Regions from separate parts of the Homo sapiens genome. Here region 1 is linked to region 2. Evidence: chromatin contacts called from ENCODE Hi-C or POLR2A ChIA-PET data. All regions are on one chromosome and are shown on one strand. Each heading gives the region's core, a stretch centred on a gene start or an enhancer-like site at or near the end of the contact. The rest is flanking DNA. Distances are from core to core; before and after follow the strand shown. Region 1 overlaps LOC105371291 (a long non-coding RNA gene). Region 2 overlaps CNGB1 (cyclic nucleotide gated channel subunit beta 1).

Region 1 (6,581 bases), core at 1,328-3,827, 300 kb before region 2:
AAAGCATTAACTGTGATAAAATAATTGATACAATTAAAAAATAACAATTTTGTTTCCCCAAAGATACCTTAAAGCAAATGAGAAGACAAGCTAAATCTGGGAGGAGACATATACACATATACATGCATAATCAGGATTGGTATCAAAAACCCCTATGAACTAGCAAGAAAAGGAAAAATGTGCAAAAAAGCCATGAACCAGCATTTCACCAAAGATGAAACAGCTATGGCCAAAAATTATGACAAGATGCTTAATTAAGCCCACTGGCTATTAGGCACGTGGAAGTCAAGACCACAACGAGACATCATCTTTCACGCATTTGATGGGTAAACATTATGATGTCTGACACTGCTAAATGTTGGCGAGGACGTGGATCAACAGGAACTCTCAAAATTGCTGGTGAGAGTGTAATTAGTTCAAGCACTTTGGAAAAGCAGTTTGGCATTTCTCTTCGTGTAGAGCAGGGGGCCCCAACCCCCAGGCCATGAACTGGCTGGGGAGGAAACATTATCACCTGAGCCCCACCTCCTGTCAGATCAGTGGTAGCGTTAGGCTCTCATAGGACTGAGAACCCTATTGTGAACTGTGCATGTGAGGGATTTAGGTTGTGGGCTCCTTATGAGAATCTAATGCCTGATGATCTGAGGCAGAACAGTTTCATCCTGAAACCATTCCCCACTCTGCCCCCCGAATCTGTGGAAAAATTGTCTTCCATGAAACCAGTCCCTGGTGCCCAAAAGGTTGGGGATCACTGGTATAGAGGCACACTGGCACACCTATGCTCTGGCAAATCTACCTCCCAATTATATCTAAGGGGAAGCCTTGCAGTGTTCCTAGAGATGCACCTGAGAATGTTCATAACAGCGTTGTTAGTAATCACAGAAACAGCCCGACTTCCCCTTGATAGGAGAGTGGCCTTGTGGTATCGTCACAGAACACAGCATTCTAAACCTCTGAAAGCAAATGGACCGCAGCTACCGGCCACAGCGTGGGCAAAGCTAAGACACATAAATGCTGATAAAAAAAAAAAAAAAAGTTCCAGCGACTACAGTTTCATACCTTTAAAAAATTTACTTATTTATTTTACTTTTTTTTTTTTTTTTTGAGGCAGACTCTTACTCTATTGCCCAGGCTGGATTCCAGTGGTGTGACCTTGGCTCATTGCAACCTCCACCTCCTGGGTTCAAGCAATTCTTCTGCTTCAGCTTCCCGAATAGCTGGGACTACAGGTGCTCACCACCATGCTCAGCTAATTTTTGTATTTTTAGTAGAGATGGGATTTTACCATGGAGGCCATGTGATCCTCCCGCCTGAGCCTCTGGAGTAGCTGGGACTACAAGCACACCACCACACCCAGCTTTTTTTTTTTTTTTTTTTTGTAGAGATGGGGGTCTCACTATGTTGCCCAGGCTGAGATTACAGGCATGAGCCACCACACTTGGTCAATACCATTTTTTTTTTTTTTTGGAGACAGTGTCTTGCCCTGTCACACCCAGGCTGGAGCACAGGGGTGCAATCTTGGCTCACTGCAACCTCTGTATTCCAGGCTCAGGCAATTCTCCTGCCTCAGCCTCCCAAGTAGCTGGGGTTATAGGCGTGTGCCACCATACCTGGCTAATTTTTTGTATTTTTAGTAGAGACTGATTTTTACCATGTTAGCCGGGCTGGTCTCAAACTCCTGGCCTCAAGTTGATCTGCCCACTTCGGCCTCCCAAAGTGCTGGGATTACAGGCGTGAGCCACCGTGCCCAGCCCATACCTTTTTAATAATGGTTTAATGCCAAGAAAAAGTAAGTAATACATATCTAAACATTTATACTGCACTGAACTATACAGACAGAGCTGTAAAGGGCACATACAAAATTCAGGATGCCTCTGGGGAGGGGAGGTAGGGAAGGGTAGGGGAGACTCAGGAATTTGGATTTTGTTTGCAGGCAAAGGAGGGGGCACTGTTTCTAAGAAGAGTGATGATACCACCGTATTTTTGAAAAATGATGAAACAGCGTGGGGGAAACTGCTATGTCTTCCATATTCAGGCTTTTTCTTCTCCAAGCCCATTTCCTCCCTAGCAATGATAAGAGGAAACACTCCCGGTGAGTCAGATGCTCTCTAAATATTTTTGCTCATTGAATGTTGACACCAGCCCTGTGTTTAGTATCATACTGGGAACACGCATGAGGAGCTGAAGCACAGACAGGTTAAGTGGCTCGCCCAGGGTCATACAGCTACTCAGTGCTGGAGCCGAGATCACACCAGGCTCTGCTTCCCCACCAGAACCATGAGAGGTTGGGAGTGACCCTACTGGACAGGGATATCTGAGGTGGGAGGGGCTGTGTGTGTGTTCATGCTGAGGCCGGCATGCTTAGAACATCAACCTCAATTTTCCTCCCCACAGGGTCTGGCGGGGAGGCAGGGAGCAAGGTCGTTAAGGGTGGGCAGGGTGAGGGGGAGATTCCCTGACAGCCTGGGTTCTGCCCCTCACTTGCTACAGCCCCATGCAAGCCTCTTGGCCTCTCTGAGGCTCTGTATTCTCACCTGTCAAATGGGGGTTGTCCTGGGTGTTACTTCAAAGGCTGATGAGAAAGGAGTGAGTGGGCTGGCTCGCAGCCTGGCGTGACAAGCAATGCATAAATGTATGCCGTATGAGTCACCTGTCCACAGTGGCCCCAGCAGCTCTCTCTAGCAGGGCTTGGCCAAGACTAGGCCCTCAGAGTGTAAGAAAACTCCTGGTTTGGTGCCTAGCACACTATAGATGTGGCAAACTGTGTCCAAGAACGTTTTGATGGGAGCCTGCCTGGATGACAGAAGATCAGAGTGTGCTGGAATGTCCCACCCTTTCCAGCTTCCCGCAGCCAAGCCAGGCTCTGGGGTGATCATTCCCATAGCAACCACCAGGGGTCAGGGCTGGCCACTTCTGCCTTCTTCCCTCATCCTAGCGCCTGTGGGTGGCGATGACATCCCTGCCATCTATGAGGTGGAGCATTTCCAACAAGAGCAGGTCTGAGGCCCTGGCTTGACTTTCCCAGTCCTGTTAAAGAAGAACATTGGTAAGTGTGTCCATCCATCTGTTGGGCTGTCTGTTGTTCTAACATTCACCCATCCATTTATACTTTTGTCCATTCATCCATTTATCTGTTCATTCTTTTGTCTGCCCATCCATCCATTATCGCTTTATCTTCTATTTCCTCATCTATCCACTCATCTGTTCCTTCATCCAGCCATTCATCTGACTATCCATCTGTCCATTGTCCTCCACCCGTCATCCATCCGTCCAGCCTCCATCCATTCATCCGTCCATCTATCCATTCTAATGTCTGCGTGTCCATCTGTCCATCTATCCATCCATCCCTCCATCCATCCATCCTTCCTTCCTCCTTCATCCACTCATCTGTCCATTCTAATGTCTGTGGGCTCTTCTCTTCATCCATCCATTCATCCATCCATCCATCCATCCATCCATCCATCCATCCAATGTTCAAACACCTGTCCATCTACTCTCTGTCTATCCAACATGCAGTGAGACCTTCTGTTGAGCCAGGACTTGCTCAGCTCCAGGGTACCCTATGAAGGAAGGAGACCCAGTTCCCGTTTCTGCCACTTCACTCCCCCACCTTTGGCTCACCATTTGCTGGGGAGTGGAGAAGTATCAGGCAGTGATAACATAATGAGATGTGTGTGGTCAAGCTCGGAGGTGCAAAAATGTCATATTAATTTTTATGTCACATTAGACTCCAAGGCCTCTCATCCCCTGCATGGGTAGGAAATTCAACTCGTCCTTTATGGAGAAGGCCATTGGGTTAAACAAAAATCTGGGTGGCTTAGGTTGCTTGCTCCTGGAAGGAAAACGGGGGAAGGGCCTGGGGTTAGACTCCGTGGTCTCAACGTGGTTCTCTACACCCTCCAGGCTTGGTCCAGGGAAAGCTTTGCTAAGGCTGAGAAGCCTGCTTCTCAGAAGCACGCCAGACCTGCTTTCAGGCTGTGCCTGGCACAGTGGGAGCCTCTGGTCTCAGACAGGCCCTGCATTTGTTCCCTTACCCAGGAACCCAGGCTGCAAGAACACAGACCTCTCTGGAGTGCCTGGAGCCTGTGGGCTTGGCTGCTTCCGCTAGCAGATGTTAGAGTGGGGAGAGAGGTGTCACCCAGCCTGGCCCGGGTGGTGCAGGGCAGGAGGGTTTCCTGTGGGAGGTGACTTCTACACCAAGACCACAGTGTTGAACAGGGTTAGGCAGGAGAAAAGGGAGGGGAAGTGGCACAGGCTTGGGGTTGGGTGTGGTGGGGGTAGAGAGAGAATGCAGGAGAGTGGGCTTGGTGAGCAGAGTGGCGGTGGGAGGAGCTGGAGAGAAACCAGAAAAATAAGGAAGAGCCAATTATGGTGCTCGGGAAGTAGGGAGATACTGAAGCTCTTTGACCAGGGGAGTTCCTGATCCAAGTGGTGTTTCAAGAAGATCACTCTGGCAGGGGGTGGAGGCAGGTTGGAGTGGCATCCAGGGAGGAGTAGCTGTCCTAGATTGTGCTTGGGCATCAGCAGCAGGTGATGATGAGCCACCACACCTGGGTCATGCTGCCAGCAGGAATAAAGGGAGGGGCGAGGCTCTGGGAGGTGCTGGGAGGTAGAACCCACACTGCAGGTCAGGTGAGGGTGAGGGTGAGGTTGGAGCATCATCAAGGCTGATGTCTTGGACTCTTGGGTAGTTGGGGTGGCCTGTCTGTAACTAAGATGGGGAACCCAACGGAGGGAAGAGAATTGGTGATGTGTGTGGCTCGGTTTGATTGATAGATTGGTGGATTTTCAGAGACAGGATCTACTCTGTTGCCTAGGCTGGAATGCAGTGGCACAATCAAAGCTCACTGCAGCCTCAAACTCCTTGGCTCAAGTGATCTTCCCATCTCAACCTCCTGAGTAGCTGCAACTACCGGTGTGCACCACAATGCCCAGCTATTTTTAAATTTTTCTGTAGAGATGGGGGTCTTGCTTCATTGCCTAGGGTGGTCTTGAACTCCTGGCTTCAAGTGACCCTCCTGCTGCAGCCTCCAAAAGCATAAGGATTATATGTGTGAACCACCATGCCTGGCCTAGTTATTTATTTTTAAGCATTAAAAAATGGTAAACATTTAAGCATTAAAAAATGGAGAATACACAGGATATGCCCATAGTTTAACAAAAATGATAAAGCAAATCCCTGTGTAACTACAACCCTGGTAAAGAAAGAGAACATTGCCACCACCCCAGAAACCCCCACCGCCAATCCTCCATCACAACCTCACTGTGCTGGAGAGGGAAACGTTATCCCGACACTTAGAGGAATCTCTCTCTCACTTTTATTTATGGTTTTACCACCTGTACAGTTTTAAACAATACAGTTTTAGCTCTTTAGTTTTAGTTTTAAAACAATACAGTTTTAGTTTTGCTTATTTTGGAAGATTACATGAATGAAACCCACCTTCTTTTACTCAATGTTATGTTTGTAAGATTCATCTGCATTGCTGTATGTAGAAGTAGTTTGTTCCTTTTCAATGCTGTATACTATTCCAATATGTGAACATACTATGATTTATTAATCCATTAATTTCCTGGTGGATGTTGGGATGTTTGCAGGTTAAGGCTGTTACCAACAATGCTACTATAAGCATTCTTATAGGTGAGTAGCGGTACAAATATGCATGTACTTCTGCAGGCTATGTATCTGGAAGTGGACTGTCTGAACCACAGGTCATGAGCATCTTCAATGTTACTAGATAATGCCTGCTTTCTAAAGTGGTTGAACAAATTTACAACCCCTCCTAGCCATCCTCCACCCCCTCCTAAGTGTTCCACAGAGCCACACTCCGTATGGCTAATTTGGGGAAATCTCATGGGTGGGTCGTGATGGCTCATTGTTATTTTAAGTTGTATTTCCATGGCATGTATTTATCGGCCAGTTGGATTTCCTCTTTTGAAGTGCCTATTCAAATGCTTTTCCAGCTTCTTATTGGGTCATTTGGCTCTATAGCAGACACATCTGGGGCCAGCATCACTCTGATTTCAGCCTCCATGTCATGGAGCCTCCCACTGCCAGAAAGCCAGTCTTTCCACATTCTACCCAGGGACTCATCCAACCATGTGGGAAAGCCTGGAATGGTGGAGAAATGCCCCAGCCTCCTGACCTTCATGGAAACAACCCTGGAACTCTCAGGGGTCTTGGAGGTCCCAAAGGAACCCAGTCTTCAGTACCTACAGCAGTGACCTTGACAATGCCCGTGAACTGGGTTTCTACCTCCCTCCCCCACCAACTCTGCTGCTGGCATGACCTTCTAGATATACTGCCTGTACCCAAGTCCTTGTCTCAGGCTCACTCTTCATTTCTTCCTTGTCGATTTGTAGGAGCTATTTATGTATTCTGAATAGTATTCCTTTGTCAGTTATATTATTGTCAATATATTCTCCCATTCTATGAGTTTTCTTTTTCACTTTTTTTTCCCTGCCGTCTTTTGACAAACAGACATTCTTTAGTTTAATATATTCTAATTGATTAAACTCTTACTTCTGGTTAGTGTTTTTTTGTGTTTTTTTTTTTTTTTTCAGAAATCCTTCCCTGCTCCAAA
Region 2 (7,541 bases), core at 3,938-6,437:
TCAGTGGCTCCTATTACCCCCTTCCTGGTGTTCACGCCTCTGTGTGGTCCCCTTCCCTTGAGGATGGGTGGGGTACGTGTCTTGCTTTTAAACAATCGAATACAACAAGGGCTATCACTGGTAGAATATGTCACACAGGATTGTGATCTCTGTCTTGCAAGGGGACTCTCCCTTGCTGACTTTATTTATTTTTTATTTGATTTTTATTTTAAGTAATAGAGACGGGGTCTCCCTATGTTGCTCAGGCTGGTCTTGAACTCCTGGGCTCGAGCAATCCTCCTGCCATGGCCTCGCAAAGTGCTGGGATTACAGGCACGAGCCACAGTGCCTGGCCTCCCTTGATGACTTTGATGTAGGGAGCAGCCAGCTGTGTTGGAGAAGGCCCACATGGCAAGGACCTGAGGCCAGCCACTGGCCAATTGCTAGTGGGAGCTGGGGCCCCAGTCCTACAACCCCAAGGAACTGAATTACACCAACAACCATGTGATCCTGGAAGTGGGTCCTTCCCCCATCCAGACTTGAGATGAGAGCCTGCTCTGGAAGACATCTTGATGACAATCTTGCAGAGGACCTAGCTAAGCCATGTCCGGACTTCTAACCCACAGAAACTGAGATCGCAAATGTGTGACTTTAAACAGCTAAATTTGTGGTAATACTGTTATGCTAATACATACTCTCTCATTTAAGTCTCACAACAATCCCCATAAGTAGGTCTTATTATTCATCCTCATTTCCAAATGAGGGTATAGAAGTTCAGAGGGGGTGAGTAACTTTCCCAAGGCCACACAGCTAAGAAGCGGCAAAGCTAGAATTCAAACCCACACTTCTGACCCCAGTGCCCCAGATATTAATGATTACAAAACGACATTGCATCATTATCTTCCTGGGCACTGACAAATACCCCTGTGACATGGAAAGGGCTGAGATTATTGTGCCTCTGACAGTTGGGGAAATTGAGGCTCAGAGCAGGGGGAGTGACGTGCCCAAGGTTACCAGGAAGTGGCAGAAGCAGAATTGCCACCCACATCTAATGGCATGTACCACCCTGTTTCTCTAGATAAGGGTAGATTTTCCATCAAAGAGAGCCCTAGCTTTTTACCGGCAATTTTTCACACTACAAACATGCGGTGAGCAGTTTGTCTCAAGAACAAATGAATTCTGCCTGCAACCAGCGGGCCTAGACAATGAATTGGCAAATTCATTCATCAAGGCTCCAGCAAAACTTGTTTGTTTAAAAATGAGGCCATTACTGGCTGCTTATCTAATCAGAGGCAATGGGTTTAAATTGTGCATGTTGATATTAATTGCCCAAGATTTGCATTTCTAGCTGGAGATCCCCCAGGAGAACACAAACATGATAATTCACCAGACGCCTCTGACACGCGCCAGCTCGGCACTGTCCCCCATGTTATTTGAGTCCATAATTCATGATGTGACAGCCCACAGGAAGGCTGAGGGTGCTGTGAAAATGAACTATCTTTTTCTTTCTAACAAAATAACTATGTATAGGACCTTTGCTGATTGCTACTAGCTGTCTCTGTTTGGAAACATTGAGCTAGCTTCTGGGGCATTTCCAGATTAGGGAAATTTGTCCTCATTTTCTGATGATGTATGCTTCCCTGTAACTGAGATTGAGCAATCAGCCTGGAGCAAGTGACCCACATAAGACCTCTTCATCCTCTTTTTTGGAGTGGTCAAGCCGGAGATCTCAGCACTTCACTTCTTTGGGGACCCAGGTCCCCCATCTGCAAAGCAGGGAGCTTGGACAGAATCCCACACGTGGCCCTCACCAACTCAGATGTCCCCGGGACTATGGTTCTCAGACAGTGTATCTCCCCTGATGAGCAGAGCTCATACACAATCCCCTGCCTCTCTGGTCAAGCTGGCCTGGCCAGCAAACAACCACTCTGATGACTCATGGCTGAGACCCCCATTCCCACGCCCCCCCATGTTGCTGTGAGGCCTGTTAGCCCCATTCCTTCGCCTGGCTGCCTCCCACCCACACCTCAGCCTTCTCAGTGTGGACACAGGTGCACAGGCACTGTCAGGAATGGGGGCCTCTGCACAGCTCTTGGGAGGTGCCTTTGGGGTCCCATCTGATTTGCCAAACTCTTGCCTAACCCACCCAGCAGGATGGGTAACAGCTAAAAGCATGGCTTTCCTGAGCTTTGCTCCTCCTGGTGGGGGTGGGGGCAAGAAGAGAGGGTGGGGAGACCTGGTACCAGTTTTCAGTCATAAGCAGTTGAATCTCATGATTTGTAGTAATTATGTCCTATAAGATCTCTGCGGACACTGAATTAGCAAAAATGGAAACATTGTTCCTAGGGGAAATACAAGGCTAGATTCCTACAAATCTCCCATCACAACATTCATCAACCATAATACATGAACTTGGCCAGGCGTGGTGGTTCACACACAGTCCCAGAACACTGGGAGGCCAAGGCGGGAGATTTCTTGAGCCCAGGAGTTCGAGGCTGCAGTGAGCTATGATCGTGTCACTGCACTCCAGCCTGGGTGAAAGAGCACGACCCTGTCTCTAAAATTAATAATAATAAACTTGTCTTATGTGTGTTTCTTTTTAAAGACATTATTATTATTATTATTTTGAGACAGAGTCTCACTTTGTTGCCCAGGCTGCATTACAGTGGTGTGATCTTGGCTCACTGCAACCTCTGCCTCCCAGGGTCAAGCCATTCTCCTGCCTCAGCCTCCCGGGTAGCTGGGATGATAGGTGCCCATGACCACGCCTGGCTAATTTTTGTATTTTTAGTAGAGATGGGGTTTCACCATGTTGGCCAGGCTGATCCTGAACTCCTGACCTCAGGTGATCCACCCACCTCAGCCTCCCAAAGTGCTGGGATTACAGGCATGAGCCACTGTGCCGGCTAAAGACATCTTATTAAATATAGATTATTGTTTTATTAACATTGAACGCACAGCCAACAGCACTGTAATTCATGCCTGAATGAAGCTTATCTAACACATATTTTCTGTGTAAGGCACATTGCAGACTTCTTGTGCTTAGGAACATGAGACGGCACTTCAGCACTATGCTGGGGGGCCATTTTAAACAGTGCAATCGCCAACAAAAAGCACAAAAATGCAAAAAAAAAAAAAAAAAAGAGTAGCATTAAATGGACCATAAAAAGACACCTCTTCGCAGTACAAGAGCTAAAACCACAAGACAGAACAGGGACTTCAGCGGGGAGCGTGCACTTGGGGTGACTCAAGTATTTTGCTGCTCTGGGCATGTCCTTGAATGACCACAAAAGCCTGTTAGTATTGATCTTGGCGTTGCAAGTCCATTTCAGTGAGGAGGCGAATTTGCAAATATGGAGTCCATGAATCACAAGGGTCCACTCTACCTCCCTGTCCCTGGGGAGAGGAGGCACTGGCACGCACCACTGATGTGGTGGGGAACGTGGGGAGATTTTCTGGGAGAAATTCAGATAGACTGGGTTTTGGAAGGGTCCAGTGGGTCCCTTGAGAGCAACCAGGTAAGGTGAGTTTGGGGGCAGCTTCCTTCCCCAGGGGACCTCAGTGTCTTGTGTGCATGATGCTTGGACATCAACACTACATCCTTTTACCTCGAAGCTGCCAAAGGGCTCCTGTGAAAACCTAAGGCACTTCAAGTCACTCCTCTGTGTAAAACTCTCCATGGCTCCCATCTTCCTCTGAGGTCTGACCCAATCTCTTCCCCTAGACTCCTCTGATCCCATACCAAGCTATGCTAATTTTCTTGCTGTTGTGCCACCCACACACTAAGCCTGCTCCTCCCCAGGGCCTCTGCACATGCTGTTCCCTCTTCCCAGAATGCTGTACCCAGCCATCAGTCCCCCAGCTCACTCCTTTGCTTTGTGCAGGTCTCGTTGAAATGCCACCTGCTCAGAGCAGCTTCCCCAACCAGCTTATCTCAGACAGCTCTCCGTCACTTCCCGCTCCTCCCGTGGCTTTGTGTTTCCTCGTAGCCAGACGCATCACATCATCGCTCATCTTTCCATTGCCGGTTCCCTGACTAGAATGTGAGTTTTGTTTGGTCCCTCCTGTGTCCCCAGAACTCAGCACTGTGTACTCGATACATCACTGTGCTGTAGGAATGGATGCTGGTGAGTTTCTTCCCTCTATTATGACAGCTCTCTGTGCAGTTTATTTATGGTGTCATTGTATAGAATGAAGGGGAAAATAAGAATGTGTGATACAAGACAAGGAGGAAAACCCAGATATGTGGATTAAAAAGGTTTTACCCAACTGAAAAATTATAGGGTGAATTTGATGGCTACAGAGGAACAATTGCTTATTTATCTGAGAGACAGGGTCTTGCTCTGTCACCCAGGCTGGAGTGCAGTGGCACGATCATAACTCACTGTAACCTTAAATATTTGGGCTGAAATGATCCTCCCGCCTCAGCCTCCTAAAGTGCTGGGATTACAATCATGCAGCATTGCGCCCGGCCTGAAGTGATCCTTATTAACATGCACTGAGCTCTCTTGTATGACAGGCACCCCACCGGAGACATTCCTGCACACTATTTAATTTTCACAGCAGCAGGCCAGGCACAGTGGCTCACACCTGTAATCCCAGCACTTTGGGAGGCCAAGGCGGGCAGATCGCCTGAGGTCAGAAGTCCCAGACCAGCCTGGTCAACATGGTGAAACCCCGTCTCTACTTAAAATACAAAAATTAGCCGGGTGTGGTGGCATGTGCCTGCAGTAGTCCCAGCTATTGGGGTGGCTGAGGCAGGAGAATCGAATTGTTTGAACCCAGGAGGCAGAGGTTACAGTGAGCCAGGATTGCGCCACTGCACTCCAGCCTTGGCGACAAAGCAAGACTCCATCTCAAAAAAACAAAAAAAATTTACAGCAGCAAAGTAGGGGTTATGACCTTTATTTTACATAGGAGACAACTGAGACCAGAAAAGTTAAACAACTTCCTCAAAGTCACACAGCCAGCACCTCACATGGAAGGGATCTGAGCCCCGCCAGCCTCCCAGACCTATTGTGGGGTTCCTGACACACTACGTTGCCTGTCGCTCAATTTGAAACCTGATCTTAAGGGTTTGAAAACAAAAACCGGCTTTTCTAAAAAGAATGACCTGTTCCCCAACAATGCAAAATACGGATGCACACGGTTATTCGTTGCACCACTGTTTGTAATTGCAAAATTGTGGAAATACCCTAAATGTCCATTTACAGGAATGTTCTGCCACTGTGGAAAGGAATGAGGAAGCTGACTCTGCACTGATAGACAATGATTTCCGGGTTTTGTCGTCATGTGGAAACAAAGCAAAGTACAAGAATCTACAGCATGCCATATTTTGTGTAAGAAAGAAGAAGAAATAAGAAAATGTTTGGGCTGGGTGTGGTGGCTCACACCTGTAATCCCAGAATTTTGGGAGGCAGAAGCGGGCAGATCACCTGAGGTGAGAAGTTCGAGACAAGCCTGGCCAACGTGGCAAAGCCCCATCTCTACTAAAAATACAAAAATTAGCTGGGAATGGTGGCAGATGCCTGTAATCCCAGCTACTCAGGAGGCTGAGGCAGGAGAATCACCTGAACCCGGGAGGTGGAGGTTGCAGTGAGCCAAGACCTAACCACTGCACTCCAGCCCAGGCTACAGAATGAGACTTCATCTCAAAAAAGAAAAAAAGAAAATGTCTGTGGACTTGTCCATTTTCGCAAAAGTAAGCAGAGGAAAGAAAAGGCAGAAATTGATGCAACGAGCCACGTAATAATGGGAGTTGCAGTCAGGGGGCAATGGGGACAGGGAGAGTTGGGACGCTTTTCTGAGTGCCCCATTTTGCAGAGTGTTGACCTTCAGGAACATGTTAATGTTCTACATACTGAAAACAAGAAAAAGTCAACAAAGATCAGGGTGGCAGGAGCCCTAAATGGAATGTAAACTGAAACAAGTGAACCTACCTGTATTTCAAATGAATAAAGTAACCACATTAAAGGGTAGTGGAGGAAGAGAACGACTCCAGATAACTTTGAACGTAACACTTCCATCATATATACTCGGGCTAAACACAAAAGAACTGCATCCAGTACTGAACTCTACCTAGAAGCCTTACTTTTTGTTTTTACAGTGACATGGGCTGGAAATTCTGAAATGAACTTCCCTGTATTGCTCAGTGTTGGAGAAGAGATTTACAAGTATGAAAAGGGAGAATATTAGAATGAATTCTAATATGTGGTGGCAGGGCACGGTGGCTCACACCTGTAATCCCAGCAACTCTGGGAAGCCAAGGCAGGCAGATCACCTGAGGTCAGGAGTTTGAGACCAGTCTAGCCAACATGGTGAAACCCCATCTCTGCTGAAAATACAAAAATTAGCCAGGTGTGGTGGCACATGCCTGTAATTCCAGCAGAGGTTGCAGTGAGCTGAGATGGCGCCACTGCACTCCAGCCTGGGTGACAAGAGTGAAACTCCGTCTCAAAAAAAAAAAGAATGAATTCTGTGGTGCTGGATTGAAATTGTTTTATAGATAATCAGTAGAATAGACAGAAAAATTTAAGTTGGCATATACATGTATATGTGTGTGTATGTATTTTATATATACATAATATATTATATATGTATTTTTTATATATATATATATATTTGTACTTATACATCTTGGTGTGTATGTGGGTGTGTTTCTTGGTTCTGTCTGCTGCAGAGGCCTAGTAGCACTCCAGTAGCAATGACTGCTCCTAGGACTCAGATCGTGGTTTCTAAAAACCATCCCCCAGTAAAAGGAATCAAGGCTCCTTGGAGAAATGGCCATTTCCAGGATACTGCAAGGGAAGTACAAGATGAACCAGGGCATCTGGTTGTGGCTTACTGCTCCTTGAGTAAGCAAGGAAGTGCTAAAATATGACAGGGATATCACGAAGGTCACAAATGAGCCACCTTGAAAAAGTGCCCACTGGCCAAACTGGACTAATTTGAGCATCAAAATAATGATTGTTAACAGAGTATTCATGGAATCAAGTAAATCCATGCCTATATACATTGAGAAATGAATAAACAAATGGGAGAGAAGAGAAAGCTCTTCCACACAGCTGACTGCCAGCTAATAATCAAGGAGGGAGTGGAGTTACAAAATTTCCATTTTACAACTATCATAGCAATCTCTTTGTAACTATCATAGGGAGGAACCATCAAAGGATGCTAAAAGCAGTGGGTAAAAGTTTGACAGGGAACAGGATATCCTCATAGTCTGAAGGTGACTACCCACTAATTACTTAGGAATTAGGTTTAAGGGAAAATAGGTTTACAATACAGAAACCTTAACCAAGTAATCAAAGTAAAAATCATCGATATTGGGAGTAAATGGCATCGTGCGCCTCTCGATACATTTGCTGCAGAAGCGACTCACTTCTGAGTTCTTCCTGCCAAAAATGCACACTCTAATGGTAATCACGAGAAAACATCAGACAAACCCCAACTGAGGGGCATTCTGTAAAATAACTGGCCTGTATGGGCTGGGTGCAATGGCTCACGCCTGTAATCCCAGCACTTTGGGAGGCCGAGGGGGGTGGATCACGATGTCAGGAGTT

The links. Hi-C counts contacts between places; a loop is a spot of excess contacts on that map. ChIA-PET counts read pairs that join two places held with the same protein, here RNA polymerase II (POLR2A). Pooled maps may share reads with other maps.
Region 1: a map of PC-9 shows a loop between it and region 2 (5-fold over the local background). The contact joins two enhancer-like sites. A Hi-C loop is called at or near these places in 1 of 168 maps with a recorded cell type or tissue (PC-9), 1 of 37 single-sample maps with no recorded cell type and 6 of 50 pooled maps. POLR2A ChIA-PET finds 5 or more read pairs at or near these places in 1 of 52 experiments (activated CD8-positive, alpha-beta memory T cell).

Annotation. Positions count from the first base shown.
Region 1 is chr16:57,588,679-57,595,259 of GRCh38, forward strand. All of the region lies in intron 1 of LOC105371291 (a long non-coding RNA gene), which reads right to left. Among named protein-coding and RNA genes, the nearest start is that of ADGRG1, 37 kb to the right of the region's middle. RefSeq lists a silencer at 961-1,030 and an enhancer at 4,234-4,313. Within about 2 kb of position 2,578, at least 13 of the 41 ENCODE cell types and tissues checked have a DNase peak (open chromatin) inside an H3K27ac peak, as active enhancers do; they include PC-9, where a contact is called at or near this core.
Region 2 is chr16:57,888,969-57,896,509 of GRCh38, forward strand. The region is part of intron 31 of CNGB1 (cyclic nucleotide gated channel subunit beta 1); the gene reads right to left. Among named protein-coding and RNA genes, the nearest start is that of CNGB1, 78 kb to the right of the region's middle. Within about 2 kb of position 5,188, at least 10 of the 41 ENCODE cell types and tissues checked have a DNase peak (open chromatin) inside an H3K27ac peak, as active enhancers do; they include PC-9, where a contact is called at or near this core.